3 separate regions of the Mus musculus genome follow, and regions 1 and 3 are each linked to region 2. The links are chromatin loops, found by intact Hi-C in ENCODE. Cell type or tissue: heart. All regions are shown on one strand.

The links. A loop is a pair of places that touch in the nucleus more often than their neighbours do. Peaks named below come from ENCODE experiments on the same cell type or tissue, not always from the same donor. Only the 100,000 strongest peaks of a DNase experiment are listed, where the experiment ranks them.
Region 1: a loop joins it to region 2, with 5 times the contacts of the local background. A loop is called at or near these places in 8 of 42 quality-filtered maps.
Region 3: a loop joins it to region 2, with 2.1 times the contacts of the local background. A loop is called at or near these places in 3 of 42 quality-filtered maps.

Annotation. Positions count from the first base shown.
Region 1 is chr9:22,471,014-22,479,013 of GRCm38, reverse strand. It overlaps Bbs9 (Bardet-Biedl syndrome 9 (human)), which reads right to left and starts at 3,299. Exons shown (of 23, transcript NM_001360259.1): 1 at 2,959-3,299. In heart, no CTCF peak of the experiment used is centred here; a DNase peak (open chromatin) is centred at 3,353; H3K4me3 peaks cover 1,545 bases; H3K27ac peaks cover 1,452 bases.
Region 2 is chr9:22,406,906-22,414,905 of GRCm38, reverse strand. It overlaps 9530077C05Rik (RIKEN cDNA 9530077C05 gene), which reads right to left and starts at 3,359. Exons shown (of 7, transcript NM_026739.3): 1 at 3,157-3,359. The coding sequence starts at 3,181. In heart, CTCF peaks have their summits at 3,441, 5,128 and 6,388 (motif pointing right); a DNase peak (open chromatin) is centred at 3,435; H3K4me3 peaks cover 891 bases; H3K27ac peaks cover 594 bases.
Region 3 is chr9:22,324,559-22,332,558 of GRCm38, reverse strand. It overlaps Anln (anillin, actin binding protein), which reads left to right. Exons shown (of 24, transcript NM_028390.3): 24 at 1-1,345. It also overlaps the pseudogene Gm6607. Among named protein-coding and RNA genes, the nearest start is that of Zfp810, 21 kb to the right of the region's middle. In heart, no CTCF peak of the experiment used is centred here; a DNase peak (open chromatin) is centred at 4,538; H3K4me3 peaks cover 1,471 bases; H3K27ac peaks cover 1,319 bases.

The DNA.
Region 1 (8,000 bases), 64 kb before region 2:
TCTTTTGCTTTTTTGTCTGGTTTTTGGTTTTTGAGACAAGGTCTCCTATGTTGCGTGAGCTGGCCCAGAACTTGCTCTGTGACAAGGCGGGCTGTGAACTCAGAATGTTCTTGCCTTGGTTTTTCTCAAGGCTGGGATTACAAAAATCCTCCACCACACCTACATCACTAGTTTTTCTTTTTAAAGGATATTTTATCACATTTGAGAGAGGCTTGCGCCATGGCACACCTGTGGCGGACAGAGGACAACTTGTGGAAGTTGGTTCTCTCTTTCTGTATGTGGGTCCCCAACTGACAAACTGAGTTCAATCCTTGGGACCAACATGGTAGAAGGAGAACCAACTCCAAAGGTATACTCTGACCTCTACACACACACACACACACACACACACACACACCATAAATCAATAAATGTAATTTTAAAGGAAAATTTTTTTTTACTCTACAGAGCACAAAGATACCATTATTTGGTTATCCCTGACCACAGAGAAGGTAAGAAATCTGCCCACGTGGTCACTTACTTATACTTAAGTTTTATGTATGAGACAGGCAGTTTCAACCCTCACTAAACCAGACTCACACATGTAGAACTGAGTAATATCAATGGCCACAGAATGCAGTGGGAACAACCCGAAAGTCTGAGGCAGGCTCTGAAATCAGGAAGTTGTCCTAAAACTGCTGTTGTTCACATATGGAACTTTCTCCAAATAATGTTTCTGTCATTAAATTTCAGGAAATAGCAATTGGGTTGTCTGGTCCAGGACAATGGTACAGTCATGTAAAATTAAACAAATATTTCTTTGAAAGCAATATGACAGCCAAGCAGTGGTGGTGAATGCCTTTAATCTCAACACTGTGGATGCAGAAGCAAGCAGATCTTTGAGTTCGAGGCCAGCCTGGTCTACAGAGTGAGTTCCAGGAGAGCTGGAGCTACACAGAAAAACCCTGTCTTGAACCACCACTCCAAAAAAAAAAAAAAAAAAACCCATTATGACAAGGGCTTGTATTGGAGTTTTCAGCTGACGTGAAAGGCACAGGAGTAGTGGTCAGATAGACCTGTGTTCACTTCCTAATGTGACGTCTCAACCGCACACCCTCAGAGAAGCCCTTATGCTCTAGCATCAACTGATCTTGGTGGTGGGAAAATACAGTGCTCTAAGATATGCACTTCCTTAGCCAGTGTTCAGCCACTACAACCATTTAATAAAAGTCAGTTGTAACCCAGTAAAAATAATGCGGAAATAGAAGTGGTGGTGATCATCTAGGTGTGACAGCAAGGTCTTATAGGCACACAATTTCAACTGGGACAACCAAAGGGCAGATCAGAAAGTGTGTGTGTGTGTGTGTGTGTGTGTGTGTGTGTGTGTGCGCGCGCGCGCGCGCACAAGTACCTGTGTATACAGGTGAGTGTGTGTCTTACTGGGTATTGAAAGAGCTACACCCCCAGACCTTATAAATGTTATAATCAGCAAACATGTTTTATAATAACTTGATATATTTCAATACTTTTCAAAAATACCTGAAGGGATTGGAGTGTTCAGTGGTACACATGTACACACATACACTCTGAGCAAGGAGACATCCTATGTATCTGAAAGGCATAAAACTGTACAGTACTGGTAGTAGATTTTTTTCTTCCTGCAAAGAGCCTTTCAATCAAGAAGCTATACCATAGGACCAGTGAGATGGCTTGGCAAACAAAGATGCTTGCTGCCAAGCCTGACCGGACCCACATGGTGCCAGAGAACTGACTCTTGCAAGTTGTCCTCTAACCTCCACACCTTCACTGTGGTACCCATGCCCAACAACATACATGCACTGAAATATTAAAATATTAAAATCTAATCAACTTTTAAAACTATAGCATAAACATAAGTGGGAGGTATAACCACAACCAATATACATAATTTTTAAATCCCTAAACTCTTACAAATAACTTGTAAATGGTTTTCAAAATAAAGTCTCTTGTTCTTAATTCTTATAACATTCTAACCCATCACCAAAGAAAAGACAAAACCCAATCTCAATTATTGCTAATAAGTTACTTCTTGTCTCTTGGAATGTTAGCAAACAGTAATACATTCCATGGTGGTACACACCTGTAATAACAACATTTGGGAACCTGAGGCAAGATATGCTTAAAGATGGCCTAGGATATACAGAAAGTTCCAGGCCTGTTTTGGGCCACATTATAAATTTTTAAAAATAAGAGAAAGGAAGAAAAGATAAAAACCCCACTTTCTCTCCAGTATCTTTCAATTTGTGTGTATAAAGTGAGATGTATGTATATATGTGTACACATTAGACACAATTTGATGTTTAAAGACAATGTGAGATACCAAAAAATAATCTATACGTTTATACAGAAAAATCAAAGGCAAATGCAGACCTTGCTTGGGAGGAGCTGCTGATAAAATCAGCTTAGTCCATCTAAACTGCTGTGGTCTGCAAAGGAAAGAGAAAGGATAACCATTAATCCTATTGCAGGCAGCACTGGAGAGCATCAACATGCTCCCACTTCAGCCGCAGACTGAGCAGCGATTTGACGCTCTGCTCACAAGACCTGTTGAAATGTCACAGGAGAAAGAAGCTCTTACTCCACGTGACTGCTACATGGACTCCTTAAAAATCACTCCCCGCTCAAAGGTGTTTATAGGATCTACCCACGCCGTGTTAGCGGTTTGTTTGAATGCAAGCCTCCTTTCTAATTAAGAGATCATCCTACATCTCCCGAACCATTACATGGCATTGAGCGTTAGTCCTGTTGACCAAGCATAGCCAATGCATTTATACATCCGAGATTAATTTCTGGGATATTTCTTACCTGATGCCAACAAGTGGGCTTTGACTCGCCTTGCTACGAACCCACTATCCACAGACTTCCCTCCGGATGAGAATCCAGTGCTGGAACAGAAGTAACAGCCGTGCAAGGAAAAACAACACTTAACACCACTAGTACCTCTTGGTCTTGTTTGTGTTCGAAGTTTTCCACGTTCCCAAGCAGACAGAATCCTGCCAAGCAGCAACACAAGCTCCGCGGAGGTGAAGTGAGTCCCAAGATCCCCTGCACCCTCTTGTCATCCCCCAGAGACAAGCAGGGGAGACGACATGGATCCCTCGGAAGCCACAAGTGACAAGAGAGAAAAACTCCAAGTCCGGATGCTCACAGAGAGGATGAAACCACCAGGGAGACTGTAAGAGGGGTGAGGCTGCAAGACAACAGCCTGCGGAAGACACCTCCCCACTCCAGCCTGAATCCAAACCGCCTTCGCCCTGTTGTCATAGCATTTTACAACGGAGGCTACTGCGCAAGTCAGACGCGGGACCGCAGGGCTTGCTGGGTGTTGTAGTCCGAGCGGCTGAGCGCGAGCTGTGGGGATGATTTCCCGTGTCGCCCGTATGGAGTAGAGTGGCTACGGGGCGGGGTAGGGCTGGGCGCCTCAGAACCACCTAAGCAGGCCTGTCCCTCAGGGTATCGGCGGCGGAAGTCCCGCCCCTGTGGGGGTTCTCGTGCCACAGACCACGCCCTCCTGTGCTTAGGTGTTATCCTAGTGTCTAGGCCTGAGCATGTAAATGGTTTACCTGTTTGAATCCGTTTTCTTTCTTTCCTTGGCCTAACTGCTGTAGCCAAGATTTCAAGCACCGTATTGAATAACAGTGAAGTGTAGACCCCCTTGTTTCATTACTTGTTTAGAAAACATATCTACAGTTTCTCCCATGTAGTATATATAGGTTATAGGTTAATTTATATAGTCTAGATGGCTAATCTTTGTTGTCAACCTGATACACCTAGAAAGAGGTGACCTCAACTGAAAATTCCCTCCGTTTAGTTAACCGGTTGGCAAGTCTGAGAGCATTTTCTTGATTGCTTAGTGATGTGGGAGAGCCCAGCCCACTGTGGGCTAGGCTGATGGGTCTGGGCATATAAGAAAGAGAACCAGAGAGCAGCTGTCCTCCACAGTACCCACTTCAGCCACTGCCCTGTTTGGGTTCCAGAATTGACTTCCTAACCAGTGGACTGTAACCTGTAAGATGAAAAAGGCACAATATGTTCTCCACGCCATTTTTGGTCATGGTACTTATCAAAGCATCAGAAAGCAAGCTGCTGCAGCTCCGTGGCGTTGGGGTATGGCCACTATTTTCTTCAGGCCTTTTATCATAATAGAATATTAAATTTTGTCAAAGGCCTTTTCAGTGTGTACTGAGACGACCATGCGATTTCTCTCCCCGAATCTTTCTGTATTGAATTACATTTATTGTTGGACTGTCCTGGCATGCCTCGAATGAAGCAGAGTTTGTTCACCCTATATTTTTTATTTTTTTTAGAAATATGATATTAAATTATGTGTATTTCTGGGAAATTTCTACATAATAGTTTTTTTGTTGTTGTTGTTTGGTTTTGTTATTTTGTTTTTTTTTTTGTTTGTTTGTTTGTTTTTTTAGTTTGGTTTTGGTCTTGGTTGGTTGATTGCTGTGCTCTTACCAAGTTTTTGGTATCAGAATGAAGTTAGCGTTATAAGATGAATTTGCAAGTGTTCTTTCCAGTTCTATTTCATGAGGAAATTTGTTTCTTTTATTTATTATATCTGTGCATATGAGGGTTTGGCCTGCATGAATGTAAATGCACCATGTGCATGCCTTGTGCTTACAGAGGGCAGCCCAGTGCTTCTGGAGAGCAGAAAAGAACACTATATTCCCTTGAACTTGAGTTACAGACCACTGTGCACCTACACACACATGCTGAGAATGGAACTCAGGTCTTACGGAAGAGCTTTATTTGCTATTAACCATGGAGACATCTCTCCAGCCACCTATTTTATGGGAATTTTATTTTATGTTAATTTTTAACATCTGATTGAATGACAGAGTGTGCTCCTCTAGTTTGGAGGTTTGTTTATTCCAGAGACTGCTCCTGCTCCCATGCCCTTGCCTATTACTGGTCAGCTCCAGCTGTGTACAACTCCAGCTGTGTACACCCTCCTGATGGAACTTTGATCATGTGATTCTAGAGAAGTCTCCTTTTCTTCTCGATTTTCTAATTTGGGATCCACTTTTTAAACATGACACTGATGATCCCTCTGAATTTCACGAGTATCCATGTGGCATCCAGTTTTCATCTCCACTCGCAAATAATTTAGAGAGGTCTCCTCTTTCTTTTGCTTAGTTTGGCTGAAAGTGTCTAGTTTTGTCTTTGCTAAGATTCAGCTCTTCCATGGACAATTATTATTCTTTTTTTCTAATATATTTTTATTACTTGAGAATTTCATACAATGTATTTTTAAATTATTTTTATTTTAAGCATATTTGGATTTTGAATAAGAACTAATCAAGCTTGATAACTGTCTTAATTAGGGTTTTACTGCTGTGAACAGACACCATGACCAAAGCAACTCTTATAAGGACAACATTTAATTGGAGCTGGCTTACAGGTTCAGAGGTTTAATCCATTATCATCAAGGCAGAACTTAGCAGCATCCAGGCAGGCATGGTGCAGGTGAAGCTAAGAGTTCTACATCTTCATCTGAAGGCTGCTAGCAGAATACTGGTTTCCAGGCAGTTAGGATGAGGGTGTTAAAGCCCACACCCACAGTGACACACCTACTCCAAAAAGGCCACACCAACTCCAACAGGGCCACACCTTTTAATAATGCCACTCCATGAGCTGAGTATATACAAACCATCACATTTCACTCTGTGGCCCCCATAGGCTTCTTCAAACATATGTGTCCATTGTGGCCATACCTAAACATAGCAAAATGCAAAATACATTTAGTCGAACTTCCAAAGTCCCTATAGTCTATAGCAGTCTCAACAATGTTAAAAGTCCAAAGTTCAAGGTCTCTTCTAAGATTTATCCAATCACTTTACTGTAATCCCTAAATCAAGACAGGAAACTTTCCAGCTGGGCAAACTCCAAACTGCATCTCCACGGCTGATGTCAAAGCGGTCTTCAGATCTCCAACTCCCTTTTCATCTTTGTTGCCTGCAACAAACTTCTTTCTTCTGGCCTGGTTCCACTCCCTGTTAGCAGCTTTCTTCAGGAGATAGACTTCAATGTTACAGCTTCTTGTTTCAATGTCTAGATCCACACATGATCTTCTGGGTTCCTCCAAAGGGCTGGCATCACTTCTCCAGCTCTGCCCTCTGAAGCACTCTAAGCTCAGGTTGATTCACTCCATTGCCACTGCTGTTCTTGGTGACCATCTATGGTACTGGAATTTACAATACAATGGGGTCTTCCACTGCAACTAGGCTTCACCAATAGCCTCTTATGGGCTCTCTTCATGGAGCCAAGCCTCAACTCCTTTGCATGATCCCTTCAGTCCTGGACCATCAACTGCAACTGAGGCTGCACCTTCACCAATGACCTTCCATGGCCTTTCACAGAGCTGAGCCTCAGCTGCTCTTCATGACTCCTTTAATACCATATATTTTATATTTTTTCCTTTCTAATTTTGTTATGCTTGTTCACAGTGGTTCATACCCATAATCCCAGCACTTGGGAGGCTGATGTAAAAGGAGCATGAGTTTGAGAGCAGCCTGGGCTGTATAATAGGATGTAGAACCGGGGGAAAGAGGCAGAGGTCGCTCAGTCGGTGACATGCTTGCCATTCTGTTACGTGAAATATAAAAAAGCACCAACCCACGCTAATGCCAGCTACTCTCTGGCCCCAGCGGTCTCTCTGGCCCTGGCGGCTAGCCTCATGTAGCGACTGCCCATCTAGCTGTCACAAATCCCAGGAACCAGGTAAAATCAAAACTCTAGAGGCTTGTAATTTATCAGTCAGATTTAAATTAGCAAATTCTCAACCCACAAACTGCTCGCACAATGAACTCAAAACTCAATTGCTATAAACACAAGCTACACACCTAGACGGGTCAGACACACCCTACTTATTACTTAATCACCTAAGAAATCCCCAATACTTGTGGCTTCCAGGACCACGAGTTTCTGGTTCCTCTTCCTCTCCTATAGGTCTCATCTTTATGAGGAATAACCTCATAAACTTAGGAAGTTTACCCGTACAACCCCCTATCCAAATTCCCATAATGGGGGCTGACTTCCAATGCTCTCGCCTCTTCCTGTTGGTGCACATCTGCTATCCCATCCTGTGGGGAGTGGAAGCAGGAGGAGAAGAGGTTCATGGCCATCCTCTGCTATGTGAAGGGTTCAGGCTAGCCTAGACTACATGGGAACTTGTCTGGAAACACAAAAATGAAATAAAATACAAACAATAAAGACTTTCCCACTAGTTTTGTTTTTGTTTTCGACTTTCCCACTAGTAAGAATATCTTCTAGACACTACATTTGCTGACTAAATTTGAGTGTCTCACAAAGCACTTGACATGGCTGGCGTAGGCAGGTTCTGCCTGTGGCTAGATCGACTTCCAGAAAGCAGTTCTTCCTAGATTAGTGCTTTCTTTTTAATGATTTTTGTTTGTTTGTTTTGTTTTTAGAGACAGGGTTTCTATGTATAGCCCTGGCTGTCCTGGAACTCACATTGTGGACCAGGCTGGCCTCGAACTCAGAAATCCGCCTGCCTCTGCCTCCCAAGTGCTGGGATTAAAGGGGTGCGCCACCATGCCCGGCTGATTTTTTTAAAGAAGTATTTATTTACTTATTTATTTATTTTATGTATATATGAGTATGCTGTAGCTGTAGTGATGGTTGTGAGCCATCATGTGTTGCTGGGAATTTGAATTCAGGACCTCTGCTCACTCTGGTCAACCCCACTCGTTCTGGCCCTGTTCACTCCTCCCTAAAGATTTATTTATTATTATATGTAAGTACACTGTAGCTGTCTTCAGACACACCAGAAGAGGGCATCAGATATCATTACAGATGGTTGTGAAACACCTTGTGGTTGCTGGGATTTGAACTCAGGATCTTCATAAGAGCAGTCGGTGCTCTTAAACACTGAGTCATTTTTCCAGTCCTTAATGGGTTTTTAAAAAAGATTTATTTATTTTATTTTATTATATGTGAGTACACTGTAGCTG
Region 2 (8,000 bases):
AACCCCTGATCTTCCAAATCCTGAGATTACAGGTGCACCCACCATGCAGAGCTGCTTGCCTGAGGCTTGATGGAAAAGAACGTCATCCCAGAAAGACATGAGACACTGAAGTAGCTAGCTGTGGTCCTTATGAGATCCTGGAGACAGGACGGCTGTGAGCTCTGCAGCAGTCACAGCTACAAAGTGAGGAGAGGGGGGGATGAGGATGGAGGAGATAGAGGGGGAAAGGAGGGGGAGAAGAGGGAGAGGAGAAGAGAAGGGGGAGGGAGTGGAGAAGGGGAGAGAGAGGGAGGGGAAGAGGGGAGGAAGAAGGAGGGGAGGAGAAGAAGGAGAGGGGAGGGAGAAGGGGTGGAATTGGTGAGGAGAGAGAGTTATAAGAGATGAGCTAGAACTAGATGTGGTGTTGCAACCTGTAATGCCAGCACTCAGGAGACTAAGCCAAGAGGCCACTCTGTACCATGCAGAAAAAAAACAGGAAAGAAAGGGACAAAGGGACAAGGGACAGAGGGAGGAGTGAGAGAGGAAAGAAAATAAACCTTTTCTGACTTGATGCCATTTCTAAGCAACATTCTTTTTTTTTTAATAACTTTCACTTCTGTGTCACCTCACCCTCCTGTTAGCAGTTTCACGAGGATGTCATGTCTAGATCACAGAACGTCATGACTAAGTAAAACTCGGGTACCATACAAAGTGATTTTACAAACAACTGCTTCAGTTTTGGAATGTAAATTGCCACTTTAGTCTACATTTATAGTTTTTTACCATACTTGAACTTCTGATTCTCTCCCTCCACATCTTGGGTGGTAGGGTTTTAAGTGTGCACTACCACACCTGGATTAGCTGGCACTGGGCACCAGAAGCAGGGTGCTTGCATGCTAGGCGAGCACGCTCTCAGCTGGGCCATCCCCAGTCCCCCAGACATGTATTTTGGGACAGGCACTCACTTAAGTTAGCCAGGAAGACCTGAACTTGCATCTCCCTGCTGCAGCTTCCCAGTAGCTAGGGTTCCAGGCCTGTGCCACCAGGCTGGCATATATATTGCTCTTTCAAAGCAAAAAGAAAAAAGGTCCACATTTTCATCAGTGTTCTTATTGCAATCAAGTTCTACTGGCAAGAAAGGGGCAGGGGCATCTGAGACACTGCAGAGTGAGGGGAAGTCTGGATAGTACAGATCTGTTTCTCAGCTACACTCTCCATAAAGGTTCTGGTTGTCCCATTTATTGATTGACAGATATGTCAGCACGAAGCCTACACAACAGGAGAGCCTATATAATAAATTAACAATACTAATACTAATAATCGCTTTGTAACAATGGTGAATGTTTAAAAATACCAGAAACAAGTTTCCCTAATGCTAGTGTTTCACTGCCAAGTTACCTACATCAGAAAATGCACGACCACGAAGGTCTGCCACTTGTAGTCCATTAAATTCTGGTGAAAGAACTGATTTAACAAGAGTAGGTGTTCAGTTTAAAAAGAATCCATCTGCAAACCCCTGGCTCTATAGGAATACAGTCTGTACTGCAGACTCTCAACATATCTGTTTCCTAATACTATATTTTAATCATATGCCATACTAATATTTTAATCATTCTCTCACCACAATGACTTTCAGTTTGGGGGAAAATAATTTTAATTGGTGTAGTTTCTAAACCCAGTGACTCACGTGGCAACAGAATCTATTGTCTTGCAGGCAATGATTTTAACTGGATGATAGGGAGAGTATTTTGCCACCCACAGGGCATTTTTGGTTGTCACAATTCTCTGTGTGTTAAAACAGTCGCTCACAATAAAGAATTAACTCCTTCAATATTAAACTGCTGTGGCTGAGAGGCCTTGTTCTATATCATAAAACGGACCGGAAGTTTTCATTACCTTTGTTAGTGTACATAAGAATGCATTTCTTTCTGGCATCTCCTGTTCGATCCTGGTCTCTAGTAAGCAAGTATCCCATCAGCCCGACTACGCAGCTGCATGCACACGGACCACTGAGTCATCCTCATATTTGCCACTCTTCTGCCAGGCTTGATGTTTTAAAGCAACGTTTTGACATTGTATTGTTTTGGGAGTTTTGTTTGTTTGTTTTTAGAGACAGGGTATCAGTGGCTGGTCTGGAACTTCTGTAGACCAGGCTGACTAAGCTCACCTGCGTCTGCCTCTGATAATGTGTTTTAAGGTGAAAGAGTTATATCTACATCAAATCACAATTTTAAAAAGCCTAATGCCAATTTAAGTGGCCTCTAAGATCTTGGCTTTTATAACTGCATGTCTCCTGTCAACATAACAGTGGAATAGTCTGTAGGTTATCGCAATCGCACAACAGTAGGTTCTGTGTTTTATAACACTGAACAGCAAACAGTGTAAAAAAATTAAGATGAGAAAGTAGTTTCACTTAAAAATAATTTAGTTTTTCAGTTTAAAAAGTTCTGCAATAACATATAATGAAAGGAGTTTCAAAGTACCATAATGAAACCTCTTACTTTGTATGCTAACTTAAAGAATGGTTTTAGCTATTGATGTCCATATCTTAGCACTGGGGAGACTGAGGCAGGAGGGTCAGGGGTTCAAAACAACTAATTTGGAAAATTGGTCTACTGGGTACTGCAATAGCCTGAAGCTAAAAGTTCTAGGCTTATTTTTGACTCTACTGTGGGAATTAGCTATTTCCCTTTATTCCGTTGTTTTGGTATCTGTCCTGCAGAAATGTTTTCATGCAGAATCAAATGCTAGGAAAATGACTCTGGAACTGTTTAATATTATTAAAGATTTAAATAGGGCTAATATGCATATCTATTCAAAAATGAAAGACAAACTTTCCAACCTTGGATCTAAACACCTGCTCTTATTAATAACATCAATTCAAAATGTTTGCTAATAAATGCAAACAAAAATACACAACATACACTGAAATGTAGAGATGTGTTTTCACAGCTGATTTTTTTTTTTTCTGAACATTCTAGAAAATATAACACCTTACTACACACCTAAAATGCTCTGGAATCGTATTGGACTCTACACTCTCTAGATTGCACAGCTCTTGCCCCTCACCTCTGCTGGGCTAGGGCTGTGCGACTGCACCTGGTCTTCCGAGTCCCAGACCCAACGGTCTCCACCCGCTGCAGCCGCGCCACTTGGGCCAGCAGTGCCTACACTCACCCGTTACGCGAATAGACTCCAGCATCGTCCCGCCAAGGCCAAGGCCAAGGCCGGCGGGCCGCACCGACGAAAACTCCCGTAAGGCAGCTCGAGACCAGATGGGGCAGGACTGGCAGCGCAAGGTGGAGGACCACGTCTTACCCAGAGGCTGGAAAGCGCTCTGGCGGTTCCACCTAGTCTCAGAGCTAAGAACCCGCCACGGTGACGTCGCTGCAACCCCGTTGCTAGGAGACGATCCTGCCTTCTTCCCGCACTCCACGCCACCAAACATGCTCGCCGCTGGAGGCGCTCCTGCGACTGACACCCTGCTCGTAGGGAGAGAAGGGAAGCGAACTACAACTCCCAGCGTGCACAACGCGGACCCGTGCAAGGAGCTGGTCCGCAGAGGCTGGGGTGTTTGTGTGGGGAGGTCGGGATCTGTATGAGGCTCAAAGGGCTTCATTTCATGATGGTAGAGGGAAATAGAAATGGTGTAATAATTCTGAGTTTTAGTTGACCAGAGCAAATTCAGACCCCTGACCTTCCAGCTAATTTACATGGTATGAAATAAATAGGGCGATTTTAGAAGAAAAAAATGGCCAGGTATGGTGGCACACTCCTGTTATCCAAACACTTGAGATGTGCAGCAAAGATGATCAGGGGTTCAAGACCATCATTGCTATATAGTGAATTTTGAGACCATCTTGACTATACAAGAATGTCTAAAAAAAAAAAAAGAATAAAATAAATAAATGCAATATTTAATTTAAAAAGGAGATCTGGAGAAATGGCTCAGCAGTTAAGAACACTGACTACTTTACAGAGGACTTGGGTTTGTTTCCTCATGGCAGCTCACAACTACATGTAACTCCACTTCGAGAGCACCCCATCCCTCTGGCTCTCCCCAGGCCCATACTCGCAAACACTCATGAAATACACACAATTTTTTTTAAACTGAATTGAAAAAGGAAACAGACTGTGGGTGTAGCTCAGATGGTGAAGGGCTCTCTTTAGCATTCAGAGACCCCTGAATTTAATCCCCAGTACTATACAAACCTGGCCTGGTGGTACACATCTCTAATTCCAGCATTCAGGAGGTAGAAGCAGGAGGATCAAGATGTTCCAATTCCTCTATAAGCTTGAAGCCACCCTATATTATATCTATATTATATTATGTATATATCTGAGGTTGCATAAAGGGGTTTTGAGAGGGAGAAGTTGATAGTGAATAATTAAATCATAAATTTACTTTAAATCTATTATTTGTATATATAGAATTTTACCATTTTAGAATATGAAAGCTAATTTCACACTGAGATGGATGTGCTTGTTTATTTTTACATAAATAATCTCAGCTGAATATTTAATAATGCAGGGCACAGAGTATCTTCAACACAGTTCTGTGCGTGTGTGTGTGTGTGTGTGTGTGTGTGTGTGTGTAAGCACTTGTATGCCTTGATTTATGTGTGGAGGTCAGAGGACAACTTGCAGGAGTCAGTTCTCTCCTTCCACCAAATGGGTTCTGGGAATGGAACTCAGGTCGTCAGCTTGGTGGTAGGTGCCTTTACTGCTGAGCCATCTCACCAGCCTGCATCTTCCACATTTTTCAGAGGTGATTTTTCTCTTTCACTTTTATAGTTGTCAATGCTGAGAGTACCATTTTACATAAGCTCACAGGATAAACTCACAGAAGTATGCTTAGTGATTTTCAGAATGTTGGAAATTCTGTCCTAATCCCAAGACAAGGTTCATTTCAATCAAGAAAGAAAACTGGAATCAGCACATCCTTTGGCAGGGACACAAGCTTCATGTAGGCTGACCTAGTACTCACTACACAGCTGAGGAGAACTTTGAACTCCTGACCCTCCTCTCTCCTCAGCCACTTAAGTGCTGGGATTACAGGAGTATACAACCTCACACAGCTTTTAAAAAATTGTTCTTAAAGATTATTTTAAAAATTTAATGTGGTCTTTAAAAAATTATTTGTGGGTAGAGTGTTTCCTTTCATGTGTTCCATGTGTGTGCCTAGTGCCCATAGAGGCCAGAAGAGGGCGTCAGAGTCCTCAAAACTGGGATTATGGATAGCTGTGAGGCACTGCGTGGGCGCTGCAAAATGAACCCAGGTCCTCTGCAAGAGCAGCAAGTGCCTTTAACTACTGAGCCAGCCCTCAGCCCTTCAAATGCCAACGTTTAAAGCAAAACATTCTAAACCAGTACACTCATAAGATATATTAGGTACTTACGTGCCGGGGAGTGGCGGTGGAAAAATACTAAAAGCCTTTGTCTCCATAATTAATCCATCACGTTATGTTTCCATAAGAGCAGAAAACCTTATATAAGCACTGCCACTCTTAACATCAAATCGTGTAGAATTCAAGCTCAGGTGTTTCAGGTAGCATTCACTTTCACTAGTGTTGATGGGTGACACCATATACAATAGAAAATACATATTTTGTGTTCAGAGCCAAAGCTGCAGTGACATCACTTGCTGCAGTGCCGGTGAGTACTGCCCAAAATGCTCCAGAGGGATTCAATACATTTGATTCGGAATCAGTGTTTTGGCCTGAAATGTTTTACTGTTGACAGAAATTTTCCCAACCCCCACATTCAGTTACATGACCCCATCTGGCGTCTCAACCCTCAGTTTCTGAAGCTGAGTCCTGGATGATCCTGTAGTCTCACCATGACTCAAATCTGTTTTCAAAACCCAGTGGCCAGAGGGATCTTGCTGCCACGGGATCATGCCACCCTGCTCATGAGCTACCCGGGAGGTTCTTTATGACTTAGCTCTGCTCAGCTCTTTGATGTCATCTCCTACTATGCTCTCACTGTTCTAGAGATGCACTACGTACTGTTTTACCACACGTCCTTTGTTATCTGTAAGTCTTCCTGCTTGGAATACTCTTCTTCCTGATTGTCTACAGAACACCTTCCTCACTTCCAAATGTCACTCTTCTGAAAACTACACTACTTAAAGTTCCTTTTCGTATTCCATATGCCCTTTCTCAGCTTTATTTTCCCTTAGCATTTTTTCAGCGTTTTTTGACCTATGGTTTACTGGATTTCATCCCTATTTTGTGTACCCATTCATAGGACAAGCAATGTTTTGTTTTGTTTTGTTTTGTTTCCTTTAAGGCTATAGAGATTAAACCTAAAGCCTCGACAGATAAGAACGGTATCTGGGGCTGGAGAGATGGCTCAGCAGTTAAAAGCACTGACTGCTCTTCCAGGGATCCTGAGTTCAACTCCCAGCGACCACATGGTGGCTCCCTAGCCTAAAAAAAAGATGCCCATGAACATACAAGAAGCCTACAGAACTCCAAATAGACTGGACCAGAAAAGAAATTCTTTCTGTCACATAATAAAACACCAAATGCACTAAACAAAGAAAGAATATTAAAAAGCAGTAAAGGGAAAAGGTCAAGTAACATATAAAGGGAAACCTATCAGAATTAAACGAGACTTCTTACCAGAGACTATGAAAGCTAGAAGATCCTGGGCAGATGTCATACAGACTTGTAAGAGAACACAAATGCCAGCCCCAGGCTACTATACCCGGCAAAACTCTCAATTACCATAGACAGAGAAAACAAGACATTCCATGAAAAACTCAAATTTACATAATATATTTCCATAAATCCAGCCCTACAAAGTATAATAGATGGAAAACACTAACACAAGGAGGGAAACTACACCCTAGGAAAAAGCAAAGAAAAAAAAAGCAAGAAAAGTAATCTTTCAACAAACCTAAAAGAAGGGGCTGGTGAGATGGCTCAGTGGGTAAGAGCACCCGACTGCTCTTCCGAAGGTCCAGAGTTCAAATCCCAGCAACCACATGGTGGCTCATAACCATCCGTAACAAGATCTGGCGCCCTCTTCTGGAGTGTCTGAAGACAGCTACAGTGTACTTACATATAATAATAAATAAATCTTAAAAAAAAAATTGAAAAAAAAAACAAACTAAAAGAAGATAGCCACACAAACATAATTCCACCTCTAACAACAAAAATAACAGGAAGTAACAATCACTTTTCCTTAATATCTTAACATCAATGGACTCAATTCAACATAAACTAACAGACTGGATACATAAACAGGACCCAGCATTTTGCTGCATACTGGAAATGCACCTCAGTGACAAAGACAGACACCACCTCAGATCAGAATAAAGGGTTGGAAAACAATTTTCCAAGCAAATGGTCCCAAGGAACAAGCTGGAGTAGCCATTCTAATATCGAATAAAATCAACTTTCAGGGGCTGGAGACATGGCTCAGTGGTTAAGAGCATCGACTGCTCTTACAAAGATCCTGAGTTCAAATCCCATCAACCACATGGTGGCTCACAACCATCCGTAATGAGATCTGATGCCCTCTTCTGGTGTGTCTGAAGACAGCTACAGTGTACTTAGATATAATAATAAATAAATCTTTTTTAAAAATCAACTTTCAACCAAAAGTTATCAAAAAGCATAAAGAAGGACACTTCATACTCATCAAAGGAAAAATCTACCAAGAAGAACTCGCAATTCTGAACATTTATGCTCCAAATGCAAGGGCACCCACATTCATAAAAGAAACTTTACTAAAGCTCAAAGCACACATTGCACCTCACACAATAAAAAATGGGAGACCAGGGACTGGAGAGATGGCTCAGCGGTTAAGAGCACTGTCTGCTCTTCCAAAGGCCCTGAGTTCAAATCCCACAACCACATGGTGACTTACAACCATCCGTAATGAGATCTGATGCCCTCTTCTGGGGGTGTCTGAAGACACCTACAGTGTATTTACATATAATAAATAAATCTTTAAAAAAAATGTGAGACTTCAACTTCCACTCTCAAAATGGACAAATTATGGAAACAGAA
Region 3 (8,000 bases), 82 kb after region 2:
AGTCTATGCTGAAGGGTTAAGAGTCACACAGCTAGTGCTCACTCTGACCCTACGTGTGCAGTGTGGGGCACCTTCTCACAGTGCTCAGGCTTTACTAAAGAGTTCTTTCCATATGGCTTAGAGTCCTCATATTAACATTAGCTTTTCTCTTACAATAAGGACAAATGTAAGTTGAAGAGCACGTGCATAAGAGCCTGTACCAAGCTGCTGGGGCTACTCCTTTGCTTCCCAGAGTTCCTGTCTGAGGTCCTTTCATGTTTATCTATGACACTTTCTACAACTCTGTTCTGAGATCACTGAAAAATACAGTAAGCTACGTGTTACCTTTAAAAGCCCAATGCCTCCTTGAAATTTAAAGATATTGAATGCATGGCTTCAGTTTTTAAATAGTTTGTATTTCTTCTCTGACTTAATTATTGATGGTTTCATTTATAAACACTAAGTCTATCACTTGCCATTATATTTCTTACTCATTTAAATGTGGATTTTCTTATGTATATTATAAAAGTATTTTATGACATAAATAAATAATTGTAAATTGTCAAAAGCATCAGTTATTTAAGAAATTCTCTGTGTGATGTATTGCTGTGTATGTCCTGGTTGTGTGGGGGGCATTGTGCTGACACTAGGCCATCCATATCTTCATATCTAGCCCAGTCTCTGTCTTGCTGAATGTTCTTGGGGTTGGTGTTACATGAGCAGGTATGTGAAGGACCCTTTCTGGGGGTTTCAGCAGAATGTGATGATGGGTGCACATTTGAGGAGGTGATGGGTGAGACTGAGTGGTCAGCAGCTAGAACAGGCAGGCGCGAGGTGAAAGGAGCGATGAGGTGGTTCTTTGTACAAGGCTGTTGGCTCACATTTGCAACAGCTGGAGAGCACAAAGACGTTACACAGATATCTTCTCCTGTTCTCAGGCTTCCCTTTGTACTTTTCACAGCATAGACTGTGCAAATAGTCTTTACAGACATGTACAGTCTTCTATATGTAAGTGTCCTGTACACACTGCTTGTTATATAGTACCCCTTAAAGGTTGTCTCAGTTTATATATAAAATTCAGTTTTAGAAGTTTACAATATATGTCATTCCTTTTAATGGTTAATGAAATAATCTAAAAATCACCCGAGTAGAAAAATTCAATTTATATATTTATTTGTGTGTGTGTGTGTGTGTGTATGTGTGAAAGAGAGGCCATGTATGAAAATATGATACAATCCATTACTATGTGTAATATGGTAACAGATACTAATATATTATAAAGCTCCGTTCTTACAGATATCTGTAGATAAAGGTAAACACAAAAGGTTAATATTTATGACATAATAAAAGAATTGATGTGCAAAATATAAAAGACTGGCTGTTATTGAGCATGTATCTATCGTGTAGTGAGGCTATCCTTGGTGTTAATGTGTTATTTTACCAACCTAATGAAACAGTAAACTAACAATTCTGGAACAACATTGCAAGTGACTGACCTATGTAAGCCTGTGTTCTGTTCCAGAATCCACATGTTTCACTATTATACTGTGATAGTTCTCAAATTAATGAGTAAAAGAATATTTAGCCTGGGTAAATAATATTACCAGTACGTGCAAAGTCACAAACAAAAATCCAGAGATCCAGCAAATGTAAAAGTAATAAATTAACAGAAAACAAATATAAATGACCACTCTTAGGATAGAAAGCAGCTTTCTTAATGTAACTGGTTCTGCGTGCTTTGAAAGGTTAATACCTGAGAATCCATAAAGATGCAAAGTCAAATCATCTACAAACCAATAATAAGAAATTAGAAACGCCAGGGCCAAAAAGGGGGAGTGGGTGGGTAGGGGCTTGTGGGGGTGGGTATGGGGGACTTTTGGGATAGCATTGGAAATGTAAACGAGGAAAATAACTAATAAAAAAAAAAAAGAAAGAAGGGGAAAAAAAAAGAAAAGAAATTAGGGCCTTTCTGAGACCTGGTGGTGTATGCTGCAGAGCTCAGGCCAGTCTGCTCCGTCCTGACTCACCTCTGTTCGATTTTGCTGAGGAATAAGTCAGTCAGGAAGCCGCACCTCCGCCATGGCATTTAAAGATACCCAAGTGGCGATTCACCAAATTCGAATCACGCTCACCAGCCGCTCGCTGGAGAAGGTTGGTACGGACTTGATCAGAGGTGCAGAGGAAAAGAATCTGAAAGTGAAAGGACCGGTGTGCACACCTACCAAGACTTTGAGAATCACTGCCAGAAAAACACCTTGTGGTGAAGGTTCCAAGACATGGGATCGTTTCCAGATGAGGATCCACAAGCGACTATGATTTACATAGTCCTACTGAGATTGTTAAGCAGATTTCTTCCATCAGTATTGAGCCAGGAGCTGAGGTTGAAGTCACCATTGCAAATGCCTAACACAACTGAATAAATCGACTTGTTCAATTAAAAAAAAAAAATTGGGATGTGCTGTCCACATGAAAGTGCAGTATACAGTTACATTGACAGTTGATGAAAATATGGAAGGACCACCTTAGTTCTCAATGGGGAAGGGGAGGGATTTGCATTGATACTAGGCTGTACTTCTGGGCTAGCTCATATGGTTTTGAGAATATTTTCATTGTATTGAATATTTGCATTGGATATTTTGTAATGGACTTGGGAAAACTTTAAAAATGAGTCAAGTCAGAATGAAGAATTGAGTAAACAGTGAGCCAAGTGCAGAACTGGCTGTGGGACCGTGTGGTTGGGATGTTGTGGTTATAAAAAGATAAAGAGGTCTATGAATATGTTCTGTGGGGGTGTGGTGAGGTGTGGGGGAAGGAGTGCCTCAACGGGCCCATGCCAAGGCATCCCCCTCCCCTGAGGGACCAGCCACATGACAGTGTAGTATAGAATAGAGCTTATTCAGGGCATAGGGAGGGGAGTTAAGAGGCTAGTAGAGGCAGAGAAAGGCAGAGAGAGGGAGAGAGTAGAGAAGTGGAGGCTGACCATGTCCACGTGGAGAGAGGGGGGAAGGGAGGGGGAATTTAGACAGAGTGCTAACATTCTCCCCATTTTGGTTTAACTAAAAAAGAAAGATTAGAAAGATGTGATGGCAAAGCGGAAATAGGGTCGTTGTGATATCTGGCTGCTTCCTGCTGACACTGGGGTGACGTTGTCTCTCGGGAACCTAGAGGGATGGATGTGGGGATGTTTGCCCAGTCTCAGGAGAGTGGGCTGCTTCCTTGTCCAGGGTCTGTGGAGCCATCTGAGGACGGGTCAGAAGGAACAGGTCCAGGAGAAGCGTCTGTGTCTGAGACAGGAGATGGAGCATCTGGAGGCTGCTTCTCTGGAGCTGTCCTGGATGTAGTGAGCGCCTGGACTTGACAAGATGCTCAAACACAATATATTTATTATAGAGAGAGATTAAGTACTTTTGGAAGAAAGAATTTTTTTTTCTTAAGATGTACATTTGAAACCCAGGGGAATCTCATCCTCTGGAATAGGTTAGGCAGATGTACTTGTCTGGATGGAGCCTATTTGGTCCATGAGAGGCAGATCTGAGTGGGTTTCCTATAGCTTATCAGTTAAATCGATAACATGAGTGTACTGGCTAGTTTTGTGTCAACTTGACACAGCTGGAGTTATCACAGAGAAAGGAGCTTCAGTTGAGGAAATGCCTCCATGAGATCCAACTGTAAGGCATTTTCTCAATTAGTGATCAAGGGGGAAAGGCCCCTTGTGGGTGGTAACACTCTTGGGCTGGTAGTCTTGGTTCTATAAGAGAGCAGGCTGAGCAAGCCAGGGGAAGCAAGCCAGTAAAGAACATCCCTCCATGGCCTCTACATCAGCTCCTGCTTTCTGACCTGCTTGAGTTCCAGTCCTGCCTTTCTTTGGTGATGAACAGCAATGTGGAAGAGTAAGCTAAATAAACCCTTTCCTCCCCAAGTGCTTCTTGGTCATGATGTTTGTGCAGGAATAGGAAGCCTGACTAAGACAGTAGTAAATATATTCAGACAGGATAGGAATGATAACTTTAGGTAACTTTGACAGGTTGTGTAGGTAAAGTATATTTTGTATTAGCAAAGGAATATTTGGCTAGGACTAGAATAAGAAAGCTGGCACAGTGGCATAAGATGGTGGTGACAGAAATGAGTTTGTCCAGGCAGGTTCAGGCCATGACAACAGGCCAGGGGTGTGGGAGCATGGATAGATAAGTGCTTGGGCCGTTTGTGCTGCATAGCCCACATGGCGGAGGCTGGATGGCAGCAGTTCCCGTGGTAGAGGTCTGTGAGTCTCACAGCAGCCAGTAGGTGGCAGTGGTTCTGGGTGGCAGGGCCTTGGCGTTGGTGGCTGTAGCTGCACAGTGGCCCACATATCGCTGGCTGGGGCGTTAAGCCATGGTGGCTGTAGCTGCACAGCAAGGCCGGCAGACCTGTGGCTCCCCGGGCCGGTGGGTTGGGGCAGAACTGTGCAATGGGCCAGTGGCAGTTGAGGCAGAGGCACCGCAGGTCAGGCCTGTGAGTCTGTGCCTTTGAGGGGCGGGGATTCCTACCAGCAGCCAGAAGTCACGGCCCAGAGTCCACAGTGGGCGGGGAAAGGCAGCTCCTGAAAGAGCGTGTCGTAGCAACGTAGTTGGGGTGCACCCCACCGCTAGCCTTTATAAGTCCTAGACAGAGAGGGAAAGAGGAAGGGAGAAAGGGGCTCGCGTGTGCAGGAAAACGGCTTTGGCAGGGGCCAGCAGGTGGTTGTGCACATGGGACAGCAAGTCTCACAGACGGGACCTCTGGCAGGAAGCAACGGGCTTTTCCCACCACGAACTGAGAGTAAAGGAGCAGAGTGGGGAGGACAGCAAGTAGGGTCCCTAACTGGTGTGCAGCAGGCCACGAGTGAGGAAGGCAGAGACCAGCAGAGTGCACGCAGGCTGAGAGAGCCGAGTGCAACTGCCAGTCCGGGTGAGACTGTCGCAGAGAGCAAGAAGAGGGGAAGGGCAGCAGAGTCCCTGGCAGGGGGCCAGAGCCAGACCCGCTTGAACCGGCAGAACCTGCTGCCACAGTGGGAGTGAGAGCCAGCAACTGAGGGCTGGGGCGAGGGGAAAGTCTGAGCTACAGGTCTTTAGCGAGAAAGTGCTAGTTTAGCGGGGATGTAGACATATTATTTTAGACCAAGACGTCCCATTAAATAGGGACAGAGGTGGCGAAGAGTGACCCCTGGGCGAGAGAATAGCATTATTAACTGCTACTACCAGCGTCCTGAGGGCATTAATAACCCGAGAGAGATTCTAGCACAGGCCAGACTGCCAGGTCATCACCTGTGGGCCGGGAGCCAAGGCTCAGAGCCTGTGCTCTTGAGCCAGAGACCAGTTCACCTTGGCTGGGAATTTCTGAGAAAGAAACTGTCTCCAAGGAGAGGGAAATCTCACACAAGGGGCAAAGTCCTAAAATGGGGGTCAGGGCAGCAGAGGCGTAGCTCTGAGCTCAAGAACTCTCCCCCTGGGACCATGACGGGTTTGCTCTGACCAGTGGGGGATGGGGGGGGGAGGGGGTTACCAGTGAGTGTGGATCTCTTGTGGTGGCTGAAATGGGATGCAAACTGCAGAGTTTCTAGATCCAAGTCTCGGCACCAATGCTGTGATTATAAAAAGGTAAAGAAGAATTAAGATATGTTCTATGGGGGTGTGGTGAGGTATGGGGGAAGGGGATGCCTCAGCCGGCCCATGCCAAGGCATCCCCCTCCCGGAAGGACCAGCCACACAACTGGTATTGTATAGAATAGAGTTTATTCAGGGCATGGGGAGGGGAATTAAGAGAGTAGTAGAGGCAAAGAAAGGCAGCGAGAGGGAGAGAGTAGAGAAGTAGAGGCTGGCCATGACCATGTGGAGTGAGGGGAAGGGAAGAACACAGGAGGGCAAGAGAGAAAAAAGCAGGGGTAAGAGAGAGAGGAGGGGCAAGCAGCCCCTTTCATAGTGGGACAGCTGTTGTCAGGTAACTGGGGAGGAGCATACCTGGCTATTGCCAGGTAAGTGTGGGGCAAGTTTAGACAGAATGCTAACAGGGGGGTCTATCTGGAGTTTACAGGCCAAACAGTGAAGGAAGGATGTGTCTGGAAGGAGAAATTGCTGATACGGGGCTGAGAGAACCAAAAGGAAAGGGAACCTCCAAAATACTGATGAAGGGGGGCTGTAGGGCGGGAGGTGAATGTGGGGTGCCGGGTAAGAAAGAGGCATAGACCAGAACTCGGCCGCCACCCTTTACTAAGAACTGGATACCCAGAGTTAGGAGTCATGAGGGCCAAGCAGGTGTGGAAGGCTCTGTAGGCCCTCCTCTTCCAGGTCCATAAAATGGTAGGAACCAGCTTGAGGCAGGGGAATTGCAGTGTGGGAAATTGCACAACTGTTCCATGAGACAGTCAGGGATCACCAACCTCAGCTGGTAAGGAGACTGCAAAGGCCTCTAGTCAGAGATCTCTAATTCCTAAAAGAATTTATACTGTCAAGAGACTAAGCCCTAAGAGGCAATCTACTACCTCTCTGATTTTCATTTTGATAATGGAATTTCACATCAGTCTAAGTGTGTGGTTGCTGAGACAGCCAGTGTGTCAGAGGGCAGCCTGGGCTAGAGACCGAAAGCCTCTGTCAAAAGAGCTAATAAGGATTTTCACAGTTCAACATAATTCATGTAGCTGTAATCTCATCATTTGGGGAAGATTAACACTTCATGTTCCCCATATTTAAATGTTAATTTTTTTGACCAAACTAAAAAGAATTTAAGTACAGTTGCGATTTGACTGTCCCAACATCTATTTAAAAATGACATGGATGGTGATAGAGAGGTGGCTCAGTGGTTAAGAACACATACTGCTCTTGCAGAGTCCTGAGTTCAAGTCGTAACACCCACATGAGGTAGCTCACAACCTATCTCCAGCTCCAGGGGAATCGATCCTCAGGTATGCATAATTGAAAGTGGAAATTTTTATTTTTTTAAATATTTATTTATTTATTATATGTAAGTACACACCAGAAAAGAGGGCATCAGATCTCATTATGGATGGTTATGAGCCACCATGTGGTTGCTGGGATTTGAACTCAGGACCTCTGGAAGAGCAGTCACTGCTCTTAACCGCTGAGCCATCTCTCCAGCCCGAAAGTGGAAACTTTTAAAGTGAATGAGCAAAGCCTATAGACTTACTTGCTCTCCTCTATTCCGTTTTCTCACACAGTTGTATAATAATGTATTTTATTTTTTTGAGTAAAATATATAAGAAACTTTCATATTTTAAATGTTGAAAATTCTATATGGAATTATAGCACTTATTATTAATAATGCTTTTCTACACATTTAAAGTAGTTAAAGAGTAAAACTTGGTGAGAAATGTATCTTGGGCTGGCTCAGCAAGCCAAGGTGCCTGACGGCAACCCTAGCAACCTGAGTTTAATCTGTGGGACCAAGACAGTGGAAGAAGAGAACCCCTCTAGTTGTTCCCTGGCCTCCACACTTGCTCCTGAAGTAGAATATGGTAGAAAAGACCAATTATTAAAAAGTGATTTATTTAGTGATTCACTGTATTGGTTATTGTCAGACATAACTGGAAAGGGCCCAAAGCCTTTGTAAAAGGGAGACATGGAACGGAGTGGTGGTGGTACACACTTTCAATTCCACTACTTGTGAGGCATAGGAGGGCAGATCTCTGTGAGTTTGAGACTAGCCCAGTCTACAGAGCTTGTTGGAGGATAGACAGTCAAGGGCTACACAAAGAAACCCTGTCTAGAAGGAAAATCAAAACAACAAAAAAAGGGAAGAAAGAGTGGAAACTAAATGGGTCATTGCCCATAATAGCCTAACCGCAAAAGCTTACACCTGCCTGCTGTAACATGTGCCTTGAAGAATCACATGTAACCTTAACTAGTGGTTGTAGATTCTCCTCCAAAAACCATGGTTTCACCAGCACTTAGTAGTTAGCTAGGTTTCCAGTACAAGTGAAGGTATCCTTGTCAAAGAGTTGTGTGTACAATTACACAGCCATTGGTTGCCATCAAGGTATATGTGCCACT